Regions from separate parts of the Homo sapiens genome. Here region 2 is linked to region 1. Evidence: read pairs that join two places in POLR2A ChIA-PET (ENCODE). Cell type or tissue: OCI-LY7. All regions are shown on one strand. Each heading gives the region's core, and the rest is flanking DNA. Links, peaks and the distances in the headings are about the cores only. Region 1 has its middle 32 kb from the start of CHD6. Region 2 overlaps ZHX3 (zinc fingers and homeoboxes 3).

What was found. ChIA-PET counts read pairs that join two places held together with the same protein. Peaks named below come from ENCODE experiments on the same cell type or tissue, not always from the same donor. Only the 100,000 strongest peaks of a DNase experiment are listed, where the experiment ranks them.
Region 2: POLR2A ChIA-PET joins it to region 1 with 5 read pairs; 2 of 35 experiments call an interaction of 5 or more read pairs at or near these places.

Annotation. Positions count from the first base shown.
Region 1 is chr20:41,648,437-41,651,355 of GRCh38, forward strand. No RefSeq gene overlaps it. Among named protein-coding and RNA genes, the nearest start is that of CHD6, 32 kb to the left of the region's middle. RefSeq lists an enhancer at 1,612-2,129. In OCI-LY7, for the core only: no CTCF peak of the experiment used is centred there; DNase peaks (open chromatin) are centred at 1,255 and 2,005; H3K27ac peaks cover 599 bases.
Region 2 is chr20:41,281,330-41,284,248 of GRCh38, forward strand. The region is part of intron 1 of ZHX3 (zinc fingers and homeoboxes 3); the gene reads right to left. Among named protein-coding and RNA genes, the nearest start is that of ZHX3, 35 kb to the right of the region's middle. In OCI-LY7, for the core only: no CTCF peak of the experiment used is centred there; no DNase peak of the experiment used is centred there.

The sequences.
Region 1 (2,919 bases), core at 285-2,784:
TCAAGATTCAAAATCCAGAGAGGGAAAGGGTCCAATGGGTTCAGCATAAATTAAGTGCTTGCTATTGCCCAGGGGAGAGCAGGACCCCGAGGTTATGTGCAATGCAGGCAGAGATTCCCCCCAAAGAAAGAACAGCTTGAAAACTGTGCTATTTGCACCCTGGGCCTACCATAAAAATCAGAAGTAGGGAATGAAGAAATGGCCCAAGGCAAGTAGAATAATCTTCCTCTACAGCCAAGAAACTAGCCAAGAACCCAAATGGTGGTTAATCTAAGGATCCAGTGGCTATACCTTGAGACACTGGCTGGGGCCCAGATGATCCATGTGGACTTGCTTCCACTTTTGTGCCAAAGACAGCTCTGCCTGCCCCCAAGTAACTTGGGACCCAACAGGACTAAACCAGTCAATTCTGGGGATGGATGAGATGGGGATGCAGTGGGGGGGACAGATCCTCAGACAGGAGGCCAAAGCGTAGGACAGGGATAGAACCTACTCACTTTGTTCTTAGGGTATGTTAGAGGATAACATTTGTTTGTACTCAGAGCTCTTTAGCAAAGAGTTATTTAACATGCGATGTCATTGTCCCTGAAAGCCACACTCAAGAAGCACCCAAGGGCCCTGGTCAATAAAAAAAAATCTTATCTTCACTCTCTATGGTGGAATTGTTGGGCGAAAGCAATGACAGCATGAAAGGGATTACGAATGTTTTACTGGGATCAAGTGGGTATCAGCTGTGCCCACACATGGGGGTATGGCATGTCTGGGTATGTCTGTATTGAGCTTGCCAACCAGACATCAGTTTGCATAAGGGCTTCTTGGGAGAAAACTCACCCTTAACCAAAAGGAAACCAGAGAACAAGCTAACCTAGTAAATGGGGCCCTCGTCTTGGGCAATTCTAGTTCAAAGAGGAGACTTCCATTCAGATTTGTGTTCAGTAGGCACATGTCTGAATCTTAAGGTGGTGGTGGAGGAGGGAGACAGAGAGGGGAGACACACACACACACACACACACAGAGAGAGACAGAGAGAGAGAGAGAGAGAGAAAGGGGAGGGATATAATAAATTCTGAAATTTGAAAAATGAAAACATGCTATAAGTGGGAAAATTGGAAGAGTTGCCACACTAGATACTTGGTCAAGCCCTGCCTTCAAGCAGTTCAGCTGTGGATCTGTCATTGATTCTCAAGGCCTGGCATCTTGTGTATCTCAGCATTTTTGGCAGTGTCTGGAAGAAGAGAGCATAACTGAGCAGATGCAGCTGTGCTCACTGGAGCGTGGGTGGAGCCAAAGAAGAATATACCTGCAAAGCTTTCAGGATCACCTCCCAGGCTTGTAAATACGTGGGCCCCTGAATTATCTGTTGTGAGGCTGTTATCTAGAAGCAGGGGTTTGGGGTTTGAAGCTAGGGTCGAGAACCATCAGAATACAAAGTACTGGAGAAAGAACATTCCAGGCAGAGGGAATGGCAGGGCATGGAGATCTTAATAGCCTGAATACGTCTTGTAGTACAGGCCCAGTTACTCTCATTTGAAAAATGTCTAGCCATCTTCATCTCGGTGGTGAATCTGCAGTGGAACTACCTTGGCTGGTACTTGCATCCATGTTAAAGAAGCCCAGTTTTTTAAAGGCTGAGTATGTGGTTCAACCTGGGGGCCGGCTGGCCTCTCTCCCTCCTTCTGAATGCTTCCCTTCCTTCCTTTGTCTGTGTCCCTTTCTCTTTCCCTCATCAGTCCTTTTCTTCTGTAAGACCAGTGCTTTGCAGTAGCTACCTTCAGGAAAGCTGATGGTTCATGCCTTCCAGGAGAGAAAGTTCACAAATTGCAACATGGTTTTGTTTTTGTTTTTTGTTTTAAAGCTGAGCAGCAGGATCACAGAACCTGCAGGTTTGCTGTCTGCTCAGCAGGACAAAGAGAGCAGAGAGAGGAACATGAAAACCAAGCGGACCAGAAGAAAGGAAAACATGAAGGAGGCTCATTTAAAGGGGGAGGAGACTTTGCTTAAGATGCTGGCTTGGGGGAGGGTGACTGCACCAAACATGTGCTGTTTCCAGGGTCCAGATGGTGTCATTTGCCCTGCAAAACAAGTAATAGACAACATGATTTTGATGCTCAGAAATAAATCTGTGAGTAAGTCATTTGGGGGAAATGATGCCCATGGCTGTTATACTCACAACAGAAGAGATTCAACTACATTTGAAAACAACTGCCCTGCCTTGCTGGCCTCTAGTTCATTTAAATGCTGTATTTACATTGTTACCAGCTGTATTTGCACAGCTAGAACTTCCACCTGCTTGATAATTTACTTAAGGTACATATTGTATTTACATGATATAGACCAGAGTAGGGAAACTGGTCATACCTGTTTGGGGCTGGAAAGAGCAGCAGCTCATCTGAAATTTTCATCTTGGCAGACCCACTGCCTTTGCTATAGGTGCTGGCACATAGTAAATACTGTATAATAATAATAATAATAATAATAATAATAATAATAATAATAATAGTTAACTCTCATGGAATGCTTTAAGGTATGGAGAGTTTCTATAACTTACCCACAGTTAAACAGCTATTCATGTACTAAAGCCAGCATCTGAACCCAGGCTGGATCTGGATGTTTTAGTACTGGTTGTTCTTCAGCATAAAGACCCCTGCTTCAAGATGGCAGATTGAACAAGTGCAATTGATTACTAACCCTCTCTTCCAAAACCCTACAAAAACAACACTGCAAGAAATTGTAAAATGTTTAAATGTACGAAGATAAAGAGTGTGGGAGAGCAGACATATCCCTATCCCTAAGCAGCAATACAATTTTAGAAGCTGGAAAGCACATGAATGAATGGTGGCTGACTTCGCAGACCCAGAAAGCTGAATCCTAAACTGGCAGTGAGAAAAGCCAAGAAACAGCAACCTGATTTCATGGCAG
Region 2 (2,919 bases), core at 312-2,811, 370 kb before region 1:
TAGGAAGAGACTCAAAGGTGTACTGTAGCAAATTAAATTTGAATCCAAGAAATAAAAGATGACTTGGGATACAAGAAGCAGTGCTGAACAAAGAAATAGGTTTAAAGCTCTACTCCACAATTATCGATAAAATACACATTAGGTGAAGTGCAATTGCTAATAAGAATTATTGAAAGAAAAAAGATATAATGTAGAAAATTAATGAAAAACTTTGAAAAATAGCTGGGAGTAGGAAAGAGTAGCAGACATAAAATCTTTCTTACTTGCGGAAGAACCATAGATGGTAATTAAATTTTGATGCTTACAGAGAAAGTTAGGTTCAAATAAAAGGATGACTTCCTCCAGGAACTGGAAGGATGGTGGTGAATGGAGGCGAGCACAACATGAGGTTAATTAGTCCACAGCCATGTCACATATCACCTTGCAAACAGTGATGGGTGTTTAAACATTTTATCCTAAGTGCAATGGGAAGCCATTTAAAAGTTTTAAGCAGGGGAGTAACATAATTGACTTATGTTTCCAAAAAGATCACTTTGGCTGAAATGTAGAGTGGATGGGAGTGAGTAGCAGCTGAGAGAGAAGGCAGAAGGCTATTGCAGAAGTCCTGGGCTATGATGACAGTGGCCCACATTAGGGTGCTGGCAGGGAAGATGGATTCCCTATGTGTTACAGGTAGAATCGGTAGTCCTTCTTGTGGATTGGGCATGAGGGACAGAGTTGTTAGGATGACTCCCAGGTTCCTGACTTTAACAACTAAGTCCATGAAGATGTCATTTACCCCAAGATGAAGAAGACCAGAAAATAAATATATCAGCAAGCTGTCAAAAAAATATTAAGTACCCTTTCAGTGCTTGAGCTCGAGACTAATTTTTCATTTAAATTCTAGATCCTGTGGTATGCTGCAAATGCCAAAGGCAATCACTTAACTTCTCATCTTCTCTACCAAGTAACAATCTTCCTCAACCACATATTTTTATGCGTATTTAACACTGGAGAAGTAATGTCTTAGAGGTCCATTAGACACAATTCATCTTTTTTTTTTTTTTTTTTTGCGAAGTCTAGCTTTGTCACCAGGCTGGAGAACAGCGGCGCTATCTTGGCTCACTGCAACATTCGCCTCCAGGGTTCAAGCGACTCTCCTGCCTCAGCCTCCTGAGTAGTTGGGATTACAGGCATGCCCCATTACACCTGGCTAATTTTTTGTAATTTTAGTAGAGACAGGGTTTCACCATGTTGGGCGGGCTGTTCTCGAACTCCTGACCTTGTGATCTATCCATCTCGGCCTCCCAAAGTGCTGGGATTACAGGCGTAAGCCACCGCACCCAGCCCACGATTCATCTTTCGATGCCTCTAATGAAGTCCACCTTTAAATGGTGGCCAAATATCAAGTCTAAAACCCAGGTACGTTGCATGAAATTGAACTGGGCAAACAAGGAATCTAATAAAATACATGACATCTCATGTCTGTTTCTAACATTTCCTAAAGATAATTATTTTGATCAGCTAGAGACTGGTACACGTAATAACACTAAAAATTCACTGCATAACCAAAGGCTTTCACAACTCTTTATTGTTTTATTTATTTATTCATTTTTTGGAGACAGGGTCTTGCTCTGTCGCCCAGGCTGGAGTGCAGTGGCATGATCTTGGCTCACTGCAACCTCCGTCTCCTGGGTTCAAGCCATTCTTATGCCTCAGCCTCCCAAGTAGCTGACATTACAGGCATACCCCACCATGCCCAGCTAATTTTGTATTTTTAGTAGAAACAGGGTTTTTGTTATGTTGCCCAGGCTGGTCTTGAACTCCTGAGCTCAGGTGATACACTCGCCTTGGCCTTCCAAAGTACTAGTATTACAGGTGTGAGCCACCATGCCCGGCCTCAAAACTCTTTAGACATCGCCATCAGGGTGCATGTGTGTGTGCATTCACATGCCAGTGATTTTCTATACCCTGGAAATGAGAGCCCTCTCCTCCACATCTGTCCAGCTGTGGTAGAGCTTCCCAAAGTCCATAATGCAGGGTTTCAGCTCTCCACTAACTATGCAGTTGAATGACTTCCTATAAAAACAAGGTCACACACCACTAAGGGCAAAAGCAAATGCATCTCCTGGGGAGACAGTCACTGAACATTAACATCACTTTTATCGGGCCAGGTGTGGTAGCTCACGCCTGTAATCCCAGCACTTTAGAAGGCTGAGGCGGGCAGATCACGAGGTCAGGAGATCGAGACCATCCTGGCTAACACAGTGAAACCCTGTCTCTACTAAAAATACAAAAAATTAGCCAGGCATGGTGGCATGCGCCTGTATCCCAGCTACTCAGGAGGCTGAGGCAGTAGAATGATGTGAACCTGGGAGGCGGAGCTTGCAGTGAGCCGAGATCGCACCACTGCACTCCAGCCTGGGCGACAGAACGAGTCTCCATCTAAAAAAAAAAAAAATCACTTTTATCTATGGTCACTGTGAGTCAAAGACAAACATGAGGATCACACTCTCCAGTCTCCAACCTAGACTGTCCAGAACCCAGCTCCTCTTAGGAACAGTAATGGATAATTACTTTCAAAAGGTCTTGAGTGGAGAGAAGATGAGGAGAGAAGAGAAAACCTTTTTACTCTCTGTACTTCTGTATCTTTTGGAGGGTACAAGTATTAATATATATGCATTGTGTATTATTTATGTAATTTTAAAAAAGAAAAAAGGAAAGGCTATTAAACAAAAATGTCTTTTTCTCAAACCTTTGTGATAGAATGAGTTAGCGTCCCCAGAGTAATGAGAAAATTGCACTTGCTTCATAATGTTTCAATTACCAAATAAGGAACGCCTATTACCTAATTACTTAAGAAGGAATACAGCTGTTTACCAAATAAATGCATTTATAAACATTTGGGTACTTACAAGGTGCCAAGCAGCATGCTATCCT